Regions from separate parts of the Homo sapiens genome. Here region 2 is linked to region 1. A link is a contact called in ENCODE Hi-C or POLR2A ChIA-PET data. All regions are on one chromosome and are shown on one strand. Each heading gives the region's core, a stretch centred on a gene start or an enhancer-like site at or near the end of the contact. The rest is flanking DNA. Distances are from core to core; before and after follow the strand shown.

Evidence for each region. Hi-C counts contacts between places; a loop is a spot of excess contacts on that map. ChIA-PET counts read pairs that join two places held with the same protein, here RNA polymerase II (POLR2A). Pooled maps may share reads with other maps.
Region 2: a loop to region 1 is called in a map of Panc1, with 34 times the contacts of the local background. The contact joins two enhancer-like sites. A Hi-C loop is called at or near these places in 27 of 168 maps with a recorded cell type or tissue (B cell, CD14-positive monocyte, CD4-positive, alpha-beta memory T cell and 22 more), 27 of 37 single-sample maps with no recorded cell type and 30 of 50 pooled maps. POLR2A ChIA-PET finds 5 or more read pairs at or near these places in 4 of 52 experiments (CD4-positive, alpha-beta memory T cell, H1, HepG2 and 1 more).

Annotation. Positions count from the first base shown.
Region 1 is chr20:17,937,149-17,943,985 of GRCh38, reverse strand. SNX5 (sorting nexin 5) reads left to right here. Exons shown (of 13, transcript NM_014426.4): 12 at 791-876; 13 at 1,579-2,386. The coding sequence ends at 1,629. Among named protein-coding and RNA genes, the nearest start is that of SNORD17, 22 kb to the left of the region's middle. RefSeq lists enhancers at 2,902-3,493, 3,469-3,558, 3,589-3,678, 4,919-5,048, 4,681-5,274. Within about 2 kb of position 4,810, at least 11 of the 41 ENCODE cell types and tissues checked have a DNase peak (open chromatin) inside an H3K27ac peak, as active enhancers do.
Region 2 is chr20:17,504,246-17,511,506 of GRCh38, reverse strand. It overlaps BFSP1 (beaded filament structural protein 1), which reads left to right. Exons shown (of 8, transcript NM_001195.5): 5 at 2,511-2,618. Among named protein-coding and RNA genes, the nearest start is that of BFSP1, 24 kb to the left of the region's middle. RefSeq lists an enhancer at 6,472-6,995. Within about 2 kb of position 6,011, at least 19 of the 41 ENCODE cell types and tissues checked have a DNase peak (open chromatin) inside an H3K27ac peak, as active enhancers do.

The DNA of each region.
Region 1 (6,837 bases), core at 3,561-6,060:
ATACTACATTGTCTTCATCCACTGATGGATAATTCTCAATTGATTTTGTATTTTGGCTATTGTAAATAATGCTGCAGTGAACATGGAAGTACGGATATCCCATTGAGATACTGATTTCAGTTCCTTTTATATTCCCAGAAGTGGGTTTGCTGGATCATATGGTAATTCTATTTTTAGTTTTTTGAGGAACCTCTATACCATTTTCCATGGTGGCTGTACTAATTTACATTCCCAGCAACGGTGTAGAAGAGTTCACTTTTCTCTGCATTGTTGCTAACACTGATCTTTCATCTATTTGAGAAAATGCATTCTAGCAGGTGTGAGGTAATCTCATTGTGGTTTTAATTTGCATTTCCCTAATGGCTAGTGCTGCTGAACGTTGTTTGCATGAACCTGGTATGTCTTCTTTTGAGAAGCATTTTCACAAGCCATTGGTGAAGTATGTGGCTCACCACCACCCATACTCCAGCCCTGTTCCCAGTCACTGGTACCTAGAGGGTGAGAGTGAGGCTGCTCATCAACGTGTTCTCCAAGTCATAAGCTGCTGCTCTCCCACTCACGATGCTTGGTGATTCAGTGATGTTTTCCACTTAAAGACAGTGATAGCTGTATCACCACAGTTAATAGATGTCTGATGTGTCCCAGTCACAGAGATAATACAAATGTGAGGAAATAATGCTGGTGCCTGAAAGCATTGGAGACCATTTGTAAGAATGCCATTTGGTAGTTAAAGTGAACATGAAAATTGTTTAGTTTTTCTTGGTTTCATAAACATTTTTTCTTCCTGTAGAACTGATAAATTTCAAACGGAAGAGAGTGGCAGCATTTAGAAAGAATCTAATTGAAATGTCTGAACTGGAAATAAAACATGCCAGGGTAAGTGTTTTCTACAGATGAAGCCAACATCTTTTATGGTTTTTTCCAAGTTATTTCCCAGTTTACTAACCCATTGTCATCAGGCAGTTGGGGTGGCCTTGTGGTATTAATCGTCTGTAGTACTTAGTTGATGGGAGCCACTCATTGTTTATTTGTAGTCTTGTTTATAATGTCACCCATGACTAATTTTTAGCAACTTTTTTTTTTTTTTTTTAATAGAGATGGGGTTTCACCATTTTGGCCAGGCTGGACTTGAACCCCTGACCTCAGGTGATCCACCTGCCTTGGCCTCCCAAAGTGCTGGGATTACAGGTGTGAGCTAAAGCTCCCAGCCCTAATTTCTAGCAACTTTTATTCAATCTTTCCAAGGCCCTTGCCTTCATGGAACAACGCACTGATAGTGTCTTAAGAAGTTACAGTAAGCAGGATCACATTTAGGAGCAAGCAGGTGAGGGCAGAGGTGCTGGAGTGAACGTCGGCTCTTTGGCTGGTAGCCTTACCCACTGAGGGAGAGGAGCTGAAACATGAAATGGGGATGCGTGGTACGTTGCAGTTCACCTGGGATTTGATGAAGAGAAGGGCCAGCTTGCTCTGGCTGACTTTAAACCTCCCGTGAAAAGCCGTGTTGGTGTACTTGAGTCATTCCAGGTATATGGCAAGTTTTAATAATTCACTGGTCTGCCTTGCCTTTTTTCCCCACAGAACAATGTCTCCCTTTTGCAGAGCTGTATTGACTTGTTCAAGAATAACTGATATGCCTTCACTCAGAAGAAAAGAAATGAATGTGAAAGAAAGCCAAGCATCACTTGCACTTAAATCATTACCACGGAAGATATATTAGCTTCAACTTTAGTTTAAAATTATGTGAATAAATATTTTGATTTCTACAAATCTTAACATTTAACCATGTTGGTTTAAAAATATTATTGCTTGCTACTTGGACATAACTAATTTTTCCTTGTGCATTTAATACCTCTGGGCAGAATCCAAATACTGGGTTCTCCCGTAGTTCGTCTTTAGTTACTAAGAAAGGGTGTAGGACACATTAGCCTTCTGGAAACAAGTAGAAGCCATCACCTGGCCCATGTCCCTACAAACCCATGATTGTCAGGGAGGTGCCAGTTACAGCAGGTGATTCAGCTACTTGAGGTCGGTAACAGACCTTCCATTCCTCACTGAAGGTGGGGTTTGTGTTTTTGTTTTGCCCTGTTACTCCACTGGTAGTCATCTGGTGTTTGTACTATAACAACAGCAAGAAAATCTCATTTATCTTTATATACTCTTTGCACCTCCTTTTTTTAGTCGAGATATAAATATTTGAGGGGAGAGAAATATCTACAGGTATATATGGAAACAAATAATGTGGTCTGCTTTATAAGATGGCCAGATCTACATTAGGAAAAGTATAAGCCCCCTCCCTAATGGCCGCTGGGGGGTGAGGGCGGTGTGTTGTATGTCTTTGGGTGTTTGTTTTTTTATAAAGCATATAATAAAATAATCGTGCTACTAATGTACGGCCTGTTTTCGTGGAAACTACAACCAGAGTGTGTCCCAGGAGTGCAGGTGGTGCTAGGGTTTGGCTGTGGTTACAGGGTTTTCAGGTTCTGCCCAGAGTCCTGGGGGCGGTCAGGGGAAATTTGTCCTAGTCTTGACATTCTTAAGTACTCCAGGCCTTTTTTAGATGGTCTCTAAATGTGGGTTTGTCTGTTTGCTCCTGACCTGATGGAGGTTTGCATTTTGGCCAGGGCCTTTACCATAGGGCAGTGGTCCCCAGTCTCAGGTCCATGGCTTGTTAGGAAGAGGTGAGCCAGCATTGCCGCCTGAGGTTCGCCTCCTGTCAGATTAGCAGCAGCATTAGATTCTCATAGGAGTGCAAACCCAGTATTGTGAACTGGGCATGCAACAGGTCTAGGTTGTGCGCTCCTTAGGAGAATCAAATGCCTGATGATCTGATGTGGAATGGTTTCATCTGGAAGCCATCCCTTTCCACACCCCACCTTGTCCATGGAAAAATTGTCTTCCACGAAACCACTCCCTGGTGCCAATGACATGTCTTCAGGAGTTGTGTGTCTATTCCTTTGTTGATGACTGAGCACTTAGGGTGGTAATCTCCTTTACCTTTCTAATAAGTAATTCATGGTAAGACCATGAGACTAAAAACATTTTACCCACCACATTTAGCATCTGTTACAGCCAACTGGTATGAGGGTTGCAGAACTGATTTCAATACATACAGGGAGCATGTTTCTTAACATTTATCTGGTCTTCGTGTCTTGCCTCCCCAGCTATTTACAGGCGGCCACAGTGCCTTCTACCTTCACAGTACATACTTGGGAAACGGTGCACAAAATGAGTGAATTTAAACTTGGCAGTTGTAACTTCAGTCTGGGCTCCTAACCAAATCTGTCCTTCCTACCCATCTCCCCCATAATGTCCACAGCAGCCACCCACACACGCCCAGCATTCTGTTAGTGTAGAGCCAGCACTCCTGCAGTCAGGTTCCTGGGCCGCAGTGCTTGAGCACCAGTGTGATCAGCCCTGATTGGTGGAGCTCTGGCTGTTGGCCTCGGGGCCTTGGTGCATTTTCTTGAGACTAAACCTTGTCAAATGGACAGCAGAGGCATGAATCTTGAGTGCTGGGTCTGCTGCTCACCAAGTGATCTAGGCTGCCTCTCTCAGCTGACTGATCTGTGAGCTGGAGTCAGCACTTCAGAGGCCCCTCAAATTAGTTTTATGCCAGCAATCTCTAATACAGCCTTCATGGATGGTATGATTGTAGATGTTTTACCTGCTGTATTTGTTCCAAGGCTTTTCATTAAATTGCACCTGACAGTCACTTAGGAAATTTGAGGCACTCTGGGTCAGGGATGTAGTCACCTTTCCCCTTCTGTCAGTCACCTAGTGAGTTGCTACCTTTACCTGTATGTGAGGGTGCATTCATAGTGGTCTGGGGTGGGGGGATGGGTTTAGATGCTGACTGCGACCTGTGTGGTGTGCTGAGACCTGGAAAGGCAGGCAGGCACTTGGCAGCAGGAGGAACAGCATCAGGTGGGAATCCACAGCTATCTTGCTGGAGTGCAGGAGAGCATAGGTCCCACATTGAGAAATGGGAATTTGGGTCACTTCAGGGTGATGTGTGGAGAGGCTTTTGCTGTGTGCTTGTATGGTTCTGAGAACTAGTGATCCTCCAGGAAAACCCATGTGGGTGCACAATTCATAGGGAACCCTTGAAGGTTTCTAGAAATGGGAATGGGAAGTGGTTTCAGATGGGCTGCCTTAAGGCATCCAGGCCAAAAAGGCTGTGACTTGCCCAAGGCACGGCTGAGAAAGTTGCCTCGTGGCACACGCAAAACTGCACAGTTCACATGTCATACGATTTCATTAAAAGCTAGGATCCAGCCTGAGAAACAGCGCAACCGTGTCTACAAAAAATGCTAACCTACAGTGGTGGCATACACCTGGAGGGCTGAGGTGGTGGGAGGACTGCTTGTGCCCAGGAGTTCAAGGCTGTAGTAAGTTAAAATCACACCACTGTACTCCAGACTAGACAACAGGGACAACTGCCATCCACCTCCCCTCTCCCCGCCCTCCCCCACTCTGAAAAGCAAAATTAGGAGATTGTCACGAGGAAGGAAAGCACACCCCTGGTCTGTGAAGCCGTTGAGGTCATGTCAGACCACTGGGGTCGTTTGTGGTGACAGAGCACAAGCATTTGGCCAGTTCACCACCCAACACATTCACTTGTGCCATCTCAGGGTTTAGGGGTCTGTTTTCTGAACATTTGCCTTGCGCACCTTTTCTTTGTGAGGTTTCTTTGTGGTAATTCCCAGGCTCAGCTCTGTGAAGGGCGATTTCCGTTTGGAAGGAAACCTTGCACCATCCGCTTTCTGCCTGTAGGCGGCAGGGGCGACCCAGCACAGCCACCTGCCCACCCACAGCTGAGCAGGAGCCTGGTATCCCCGCAGAGCTGCTCAGATTATCAGCTTATAGCTAAGGTAGCAGGAAGAGAAATGTCAGGCTACTTGAGAGTTAAGTAGTTCTGAATGGTGTTTTCCCAGACCAGCAGTCCCCTCCAGGATTCCTGCGGGCTTCAGGTTTCTGGTTACCCAAGACACAACCTCCATTGCTGAGGCCATGCTGTTCGAGAACTCCCCATCTGAGCCTGGTGTCAAAACAGTTGTGATGTTGATGGGGGTTCACAGCCAGGCCATGTGATGTGTCTGGAAGGAAGTTGGGGGTGGTGGACAACATTTGGGCAGTGATCAGTTATGTCCTTTAGACACAGCTGGGTCTGCAAGGTCCAGGGGACGCCCTTCCCCATCCACTCCTCGCACATACACAAGGTGCCCCTTGCGTGGGTGAGCTGCCCACAGTGATTTCTTATTGGAGGTTTGGTTTGTCACCATTCAAAACCATTGACTTTTTTGGTTTTAATGTTTATTTCTAACTTTAATACATGTAGGGATTTAATGAAGTCCCCACATCTTGTAAAACAAAATAACAGTAAAATACCACATCTCAAGAATAAGTTATTAAATGTTTCTAGATTTTTTTCCTATCCGAATAGGAATTGTTTACAAAAAACGATTCAGGATGCCAGCATTGGGGTTGGATTCTGGAGGTTTTCTGCTGTTGGTTCTCTCTCTCCGTGGAGATCCATGGAGGAGTTTTCCTGAGGCCCCAAAACAGCTCTTTTGCATCTTTGTCCTTCCACGGCCTGCTTCCCATGAGGAAGAGGTGAGGGCCCCCTGCAGACAAGCACAGAGGCCCTGAGCCTCCCAGCCTCTTCCCTGCCTTCAGCAACCACCCCACCCAACCAAAGTCTTCATTAGCTAGAAGTTGTGAATGGTTTAGGTAGCTGTTTGGGAGGATTTTAATTTTTAATTGAGCCTTTCTTTTTTTTGGTTGGTTGGTTGTTTCTGAGACAGGGTCTCACTGTTGCCCAGGCTGGAGTGCAGTGGTGCGGTCATGGCTCATGACAGCCTCCAGCTCCTGGGCTGAAGCCATCCTCCCACCTCAGCCTCCCAAGTAACTGGGATTACAGGCACACGCCACCATGCCTGAGTAATTTTTTTAAAAAAATCTTTGTAGAGACGGGTCTTGTTATATTGCCCTGGGTGGTCTTGAACTCCTGGCCTCAAACAGTCCTCCCATCTCAGCCTCCCAAAACGGGATTACAGGCATGAGCCACTGCCCAACTGGGCCTGCCTTATTTTTTAATACATGCTTTACAAACCTCCTTTAAAGCTTCTTAAGTTGTGGGACCTGTAATATTCAGGCCAGGAAAATAACAGCCTGTAATCCTAGTCCACAGCCACTTCTGATAGTTGCCTTCCAGCTCTTATCCACGTTCATTAATACATTTGGTGTGTCCTCAGCTAAAGGAACAAAGGCCTGTTTGGGGGGATTTTTCGCATCAGTCAAAGGGTAGGGATTTGGGGGTTTGGGGTATAGAGTTTCCACTGAAACTTGCTGCAAGGAAATGGAGCAGGAGACTGGCCAGCTGCTTGGGTTTCAGGAACTGTTTATGAACGGCCTTACTTTTTAACTGTTACATTGCAGATCCTTTCCAGTTGTTCTGATGGGGTTTGGAGAGGGAATGGAGGTCATGTGTTTGTTGTTTACCCCATCCTCTCTACATTGCAAAAAGACAGGGAGGGGATGACCCATGCTCTGGACGGTCAACCTAAGACAGGGCAAAGTCAAGGAACAGTTAATAAGAACGGTGCTGTGCGGTGTTAGGCTGTGTATCAGTTACCCCTAAATCAGGCCGGATACCCATAGCAATTCTTGACATAGCTTCCCATTGCTCTGCCCTGCTGAAGTTAGGAGGTTTCTGCGAAGCAGTTGGCACACTTCGCATGAGGGTGGAAACCCGTAGCTAGAGCCAGCCTTCAAGATTCCAGCTGGATGCAGCTGCAGCTCCCGGGGCCTCTCAGCTCCTTGGATTTGTTGATTGTA
Region 2 (7,261 bases), core at 4,762-7,261, 430 kb after region 1:
GCACTCATCTGCCATCCGGATAGCTTCTTTGTGGAAGTATCTGCTCAAGCCTCTTGCCCATTTAAAAAATTGGTTTGTTTCCTTATTCTCCCTATCAATCTGATAATGAATTTCAAATACAGATAATCTCAGATAATTAGTGAATATATTTCCAAGACGGAGCTCTGCTAATGATTATGTGAGCCTGTGGCATTGAAACTAGTGGGAAAGGATAGAGATTGTTGAAGCCAATTTGTAAAAATTAAGATTTGGATATGAAAAATTACTTCTGATATTATGTTCCAAATTCCTTCTTCATTTGACTCTCTAGCTGCTCAACGGGATAGTAACGCTTTTCCTAATATGGTTTATGGAATTTTGTGATGCATAGCATGATATATATATATATAGACTGGTGCTGAGTGAGGTGGCTCATGCTTGTAATCCCAACTACTCAGGAGGCTGAGGTGGGAGGATCATTTGAGGCTAGGAGTTCAATACCAGCCTGAACAACATAGCAAGACCCCATCTCTAAACAAACAAACAAACAAGAAGCAAAAAAACCCCACAAACACTGGAAATGATGCAAATTAAATAAAAATGTTACAGTGTCCCTTCTTCAGAGGTTGTGGTAGGCTACTACAGGGTTTGGTGGATTGGTCAAGAGATAAGGTTCTGGGTCTTTTTGCAAGGATGACCTAGGATGGTGGCTCTCAACCCTGGTGACACTTGAAATTGCCTAGATGTGTGCTCAGGCCATGCTCCGAGTCAATGAATGGGCTTCCCAGGAGGTGGGGCCTGCCCAGGACCAGCATGCAGACAAACTGCTGCAGAACCCATGGGCTGGGGTCACCGGCTGCCTGAACTTTTTCGTCTTAATTATTTTATACAAAGCTAAAGAAATCCCCAAATTTGCTTTAGAAGACACTTTTGAACCCTGCAAAGTATCATCTAAGCGACAGGAAAGTTACTTTTTTTGGCATTCATGAGGATAGTCTTGTCTGAATTGCCCACCAGTTACCATTTCAGGATCCTGTTCTCCTTAGTGGATGTAACTGATGTTGCTACAAAGGCCTAAAAAAACTTTTCCTGAAGCCTTAATTTTCTTTCCCAGAGATTCCTTTCCAGAGATGTTACTTTTATTTTTCAAACCCAACTCTAACTCAAAGGTGTTTTACATCCGAGCATACCTTTTGAATTGTATCATCTATTCCCATGTAATAAGACCCTTCTAAGTCATAAGTATACAGACACTAAACTGACTTTGATGTCATCGATCAGCATCGTCTGGGCTTGTGAGACGTGCAGAGTGTCCAGTCCAGCCTCAGACCCACTGAGGCAGAATCTGCATCTTAGCCAGATCCGCAGGGACTCGTGTGCATGCTCAGGATAGAGAAGCACCGATTGAGAAAGTGTCACATCTTTATGAGTCTTAGCTTAGCAATTCTACAATCAAGTTAGACGGTCACTTTCCTGTATGTCTATGTCATTGCTGCAGCCACTTTGTAAGGTGTTTGAAGCAGAGGCTGTCTTCCATGCAGCCTCTGGACACAGAAACCCTCATTGTAGACTTGGTGTTTGATTTTGCATGGCTTCGAGTCAATGTGCTCTGTGTCAGAATGCATGGCTCTTGAGCAGTCAGGCCTTTGTGAAACAATTTGAATATTTTTGAATAGACGTGGAAAGGCAGGTCAGGAGAGAGGGACCTGCTTGGCAGAGTGTGGAGAGGTCAGAGGATTTCCTTCTAGCCATTCCCTGGAGCGTCACTTCCCTTTCACCCACTGGGGCTGATGGCTCCTGCTTTGTGCTGCGCTGACATCCGAGCACAGCGTATGGCTCGCGGCTCCAACCAGCCTTCATTTTCTTCGAGAGTGTGCATTCCAGGTTTTCCCTTTCACAGAAGGGAAAACAGAGGCTTTGAGAGTCAAATCCTTTTCTAGAGTCTCTTAGTAGGTTCATGGCACAGCCAGGTCTAAGCTCTGGTCTCCTGGTACTTGGTCCCGGCATGTCACACTCCCAAGGAGGTTCAGACTTTGAAGACAAAGCAAAAGGCATTGATGGCTGTGCTGTGGGCCTGGCTTAGTCTTCTCAGGCTACTATAACAGGACACTACAGATGGGAGGGCCGACAGGCAGACATTTACTTCTCACTGTCCTGGGTGCTGGAAGTCCAAGATCAAGATGCCAGCAGAATTGGTGTCTGGTGAGGGCTCTCTTTCTGGCTTGAAGACGGCTGCCTTCTTGCTGTGTCTCACGTGACAGACAGACAGGGGGTGGGGGTGGGGGCTCTGGTGTCTCTTCTTGTTCTTACAAAGACCCTAATCACATGATGGGGCCCCCCATCCTCATGACCTCATCTAACCCTAACACCTTCCAAAGGTCTCCTAAAACCTTCATCTTGGGAGTTAGTTAGGGCTTCAACACAGAATTCAGGGGGACACGGATATTCCGTCCATACCAGGGCCCCGCACCTTCTCTGCCCTTTTCCTCTCTGCATGTCCCATGAGTCTGACTCTGGCCTTCTCTGTGCAGGAGAAGCTCCTGACGGAGCGGGAGGTGGCCGCCCTGCGGAGTCAGCTGGAGGAGGGCCGGGAGGTGCTCTCCCACCTGCAGGCGCAGAGAGTGGAGCTGCAGGCACAGGTACGCTCGAGTCTGCCGCGTGTGCATTGGGGCTTCCCACATGTTTCATGGAGGTGTTACGCGCAGGCACACGCATGCAGCTTGAGGAGCTGTCACACGCTGAACATATCCTATGTTCCTGGCAGAAACGGGGTTTTCTGAGTGGGTGGCCAAGCGCTCTGCTCTGGCCTGGACTGAGGAGTTTTCCAGGACACAGGGAGAGTCCTGAGCTGGGGGACACAGGTGCCACGCTCATTCCTGGCCCCTCAGAGGTGCCCCTTGGGACTCCTTCGAGTCATGCCCTCCCCACCGAGTCTTAGGCTTAGGCTGCCCCAGTGTCTACATCATGCATTCATTTTGCCCAGGTCAAGCTTCGTAAGAATAAGAAGAAACGGACACCATAGGGATTTTTATCCTCCACTTGTTCAAATCTGTGCTTCTGTTTTCCTTCTCATGGTAACAGTTCTCCTTCGGAATTTGATTACAACCCGGCAAGAGTGGTTGTATCAGTGTTTGCTTCTAGTTAGAAACGTGTTGGTGGAAAGCTCACATTTCTACCCCCACCCCTTTTGGGTGAAGCTTAATTTGAAAACAAAACAGAAAAGCCCCAAACTGTCCTGTGGCCTGTGCCTTCTTGGCTACTTGCCGGCTCATCTTCTTTGTTCCTTCCGGTTCTCTCTCTTTCTCATTACCCTACAGCAGGTCATTCCACAGGGACGCTTGGGTTAAAATACTGCACCTTTGTATGGCTCTCTAACCACATTTCCCAAACCAAAAAGTAAGTTGACATTTGGTTTGACAAGTACACATGGGGACAAGAGAGCAAAACGTGTAAAAATCGGACACTTCAGAAAGCCTGGACCATTTGGATGTTATGTGTTACTCTGTCTAAAAATGTGAAGCCACAACTAGATGTAGCGCTTTTTATTGATTTCCAGTGCCCCCATGTCTGCTCAGGATTTCATTTTGGGACCTTGGAGTTCACATCCTAATTCCCATCCCAGCACGCACCACACAAAACTCACAGTGCAGCAGCTCTCAGGGGCTGCTGGAAAGCAAACCCGGGTCTGTGGTGGTCCCCTGAACTGACGATCGCAGCAGGAGGAACCAAGTAAGGCACTTAAAACTCCTCCTTCTTGTGAGACAAACCCTGGCTCAGGGACCATGTGCCTCATCCTGGTGACTGGGGCCTGTGTGGTTTCTTCTGAGGCTCTGACAGGATAGAATAAGGGTTGTATGTGTTTGTGTACATGGGGTGTGTGTGTGTGATATACATGGTATGTGTGATATATGTGGGATGTGTATGTGAAGTGTGTGTGGTGTGTGTGTGTCATGTGTATGTGTGTGTGCTGTGTATGTGAATAGGGACGTGGATACAAGCCCAGTCGTGGTCCTAGAGACCAGTGTTTTCCAAATGGCTAGTGACAACTCATTTTTGGATGTAAAATGAACTCAGTAGAATTGACTGGCATGTAAAAGGAAGTCAACAAAATGCTAGACTAAAATATAATAAGAAAAACAGAGTGTACAGCAAGTGAAAGGGAGGATTTGTTTTGTGAAGCCCTTGTTTTATCTCTCTATATCCATATGGATATGTTGAAATACACACACACACACACACACACACACACACACACCTACCTATCTGATGTGTATGGCTCGCAATGAGAAATGTGGTTTTTCCTGGGGCGGTGGTGATAAAGTTGAAAACCACTGCCCTAGAGATACTGAGAAAGATGAAGGAGCCCAGCCTAGATGGCAAATTCCAGTTCCAGGACAAAAAGAATGTTCCTCTCTTTATGTACAGGTATTTGTTGAATATCAAAATAAGAAATTTCACAACAGATTAACCTGGTTTCTGAGAACATGAAATGAAACCGCTGGTTGGCCGCCTGTTTCTGTCCTGAGTGGCTGCAGGAGGACTTCCTGGCTTTTCCCTGCTGCCCTCGTCTCTAAAGCAGGGTCTCAAACATCTCTTCTGTGCTGCCTCCTCCACTCCCACCCGTGGCATTCTGATGGAGACCGCTTCTCAGAAAAATGATGGTAAAGGCATAAAATAAAATACAGATAATTTAAAGGAAACCAGGCTGGGTGTGGTGGCTCACGCCTGTAATGCCAGCACTTTGGGAGGGCAAGGTGAGTGGACTGCTCGAGTCCAGGAATTTGAGACCAGCCTGGGCCACATGACGAAACCCCACCTCTACAAAAAATACAAAAATTAGCTGGGCGTGGTGGTGCGTGCCTGTGGTTCCAGCTACTTAGGAAGCTGACATGGGAGGACTGCCTGAGCCTGGAGAGGTTGAGGCTGCAGTGAGCTGAGACTGAGCCACTGCACTCCAGCCTGGGCAACAGAATGAGACCCCGTTTCCAAAAAAAAAAAAAAAGAAACTAATTATATTAAAACAGTTATCAAAATATTACTGAATCATTTTAAATAAAATGACAGATGTGCTTATACTCACTCAGTAACAAGCTATAGCATGTAGCTGATGAAACACGGCTGTGTCCATTTTCTGTTGCTGCCTTGATGAGTCACCACCAGCACCCGTGTCATCGCAGTTGTGTAGGTGGGAAGTCTGGGTGGGTCCTATCGGTTTCTCTGCTCTGGGTCTCAAAAGGTAGAAAGAAAGATGTTGGCCAGCCTGGGCCCTTGTCCAGAGGCTGTTAGGGGAGAATTTGCTTCCAGTCTCATTCAAGTTCTTGGCAGGAGTGAGGACCCTGTTTCTTTGCCGGCTGCTGGCCAGGAGTGGCTGTCAGGGCTGCCCAGGCTCCTTGGCTTCAGGCCCCTCCACGTTCGGAGCCGGCAGCGAACTCTGAACCCTCTTCCTGCGTCTCATCTCAATGACTTGGACTTACACGTTTCTCTGACTTCTGTTTTTAGGGGATAATCTTGAATAAACTCCTTTCCTTAAAAAAGGGTAACTGATTAAGAACTTTAATTATATCTGCAAAGTCCCTTTTTGCCATGTAACATATTCAAGGGTGTAGCACCAAGGGGAAAAGGTCACGGGGGCCAAAATTCTGCCTCCTTAGCTCTGATGAAAACCCAGACGTGGCTGGGTGCGCCCGGGAGCTCCTGACTCAGTGGGTCTGGGGTGTGGCCCGGGATGCTGCATGTCTAGGTGTCCCTGTGATGGTGCTGCGGCTGGTCCAGGAGCCACACTGAGAACCACAGGGTAAGGGCGGGTCCCAGGGAGTGGGCGAATGTTCCACCTGGTCCCCCTGTGTCCCAGGCTTGGGCCTCATTTCAAATGTTTGTGGCTGGGTTTTTGCTGGTTTTAAAGGTTTTAGTGGCTTCCCAATGTAGCAGCTAAGCTAGAGCTGAAGGAAGATGTGGCCGCACACCGCCGGGCAGGGCCCGCTCTGTGGCCGGAACTCGGTGGAGGGCGGGCCGAGAGAGAGCGTCTGCTAGCACCAGGGCCGTGGCAGCGGGTTCCGCCTATGGTTAGGGCGTCCGAAGCTTCCCGAACTCTCCACAGCAGGGGTCGTCAGGGTGAGGTCCCCGTCCCAGCAGCGGGGGCACCACCTGGGAACTTGTCAGAAATGCAGATTCACAGGCACCCCAGACCACTGACCCAGGAGCTCTGGGGCGGGCCGGTGCGCCTTGTTTAAGCCCTCCACGTGGCTCTGCGGGCTCAGTCTGGGAGACGCTGGGCGGACGATGGGAGAATAGTGCCTGGGCTTGGAGCTGGAAGCTGGAAGCCTCTCCTTCAAATAAGTGCACATATACCCGTAAGAGCCCCGGAGGAAGCACTTCGGACAGGTGGAGAGGAAAGGACAGGTAATTCTAGTTCCCTAAATTGCATGGACTGAGAGTTTCTGTGACAGGGAAGTAAAGAAAGTCACTTTTTAAAATTGCAAAGTGGGAACCGCCCATGTCTCATTTCTCATTAAAGTCACTTAGCACCATCTAGTGGTTTAGTTTGTGTAAGACAGTATGTAATGAGTTTCCTTTTTTTTTTTTTTAAGACAAAACAAAAACAAAAACAAAAACAAAAAAAAAACCTTACACCTAAAGGTGTCTGGGGTCCTAAGGACTGAGGTGAGAGCTCACCCCTCCAGATGGGGCTCGCGTCAGGCTCCTGCCTGTGTCGTGCCCTCAGCGGCTCACAGCCCAGTGGGGAGACAGATATAAACCAGGCAATCTAACGGTCCAGGCAGAAACAGCAGTCACCTGGCTCCGGATAAAGTTCAGGTTGCCACATGGCCCCACCGTTGGAGGAACCCTGGGCCAACCTCTCTTCTCTTCGTCTCCTGACCCCTCCTGCAGTTTCTGGGACCTCCCCTTTGCTCATTCCTTCTCTCCTTTCTGGAAGTCCCTTTCCTTCCTCGGTTCCCAGGACCGGTCCTGCCTCCTCCTGGAAGCCCCTTTCTTCCTCTGAGATGCCCTGGGCGTGCCTCCCCTGCTGGACTGCGGCCTTCTAGAGGAGGGTCCGTGTCTCATTCTCCTCGGCCAGGCTGGTGCTGGGTGGCAGTGGACGCCGTGCCACAGTGGCTCTCGTCACAGGCATCTCCATTCCTGTTGAGCTCCTGAGACAGGAGCTCTTACTGGTTTTCCTGAACACTCTTCCTTCTGATGAAAGGTTTAAATTATGGAGCTGTAAAAACCACATCGGTATAGACATCAGTCCACTTTTATAAACCAAGTCATCACTTCACTGGAC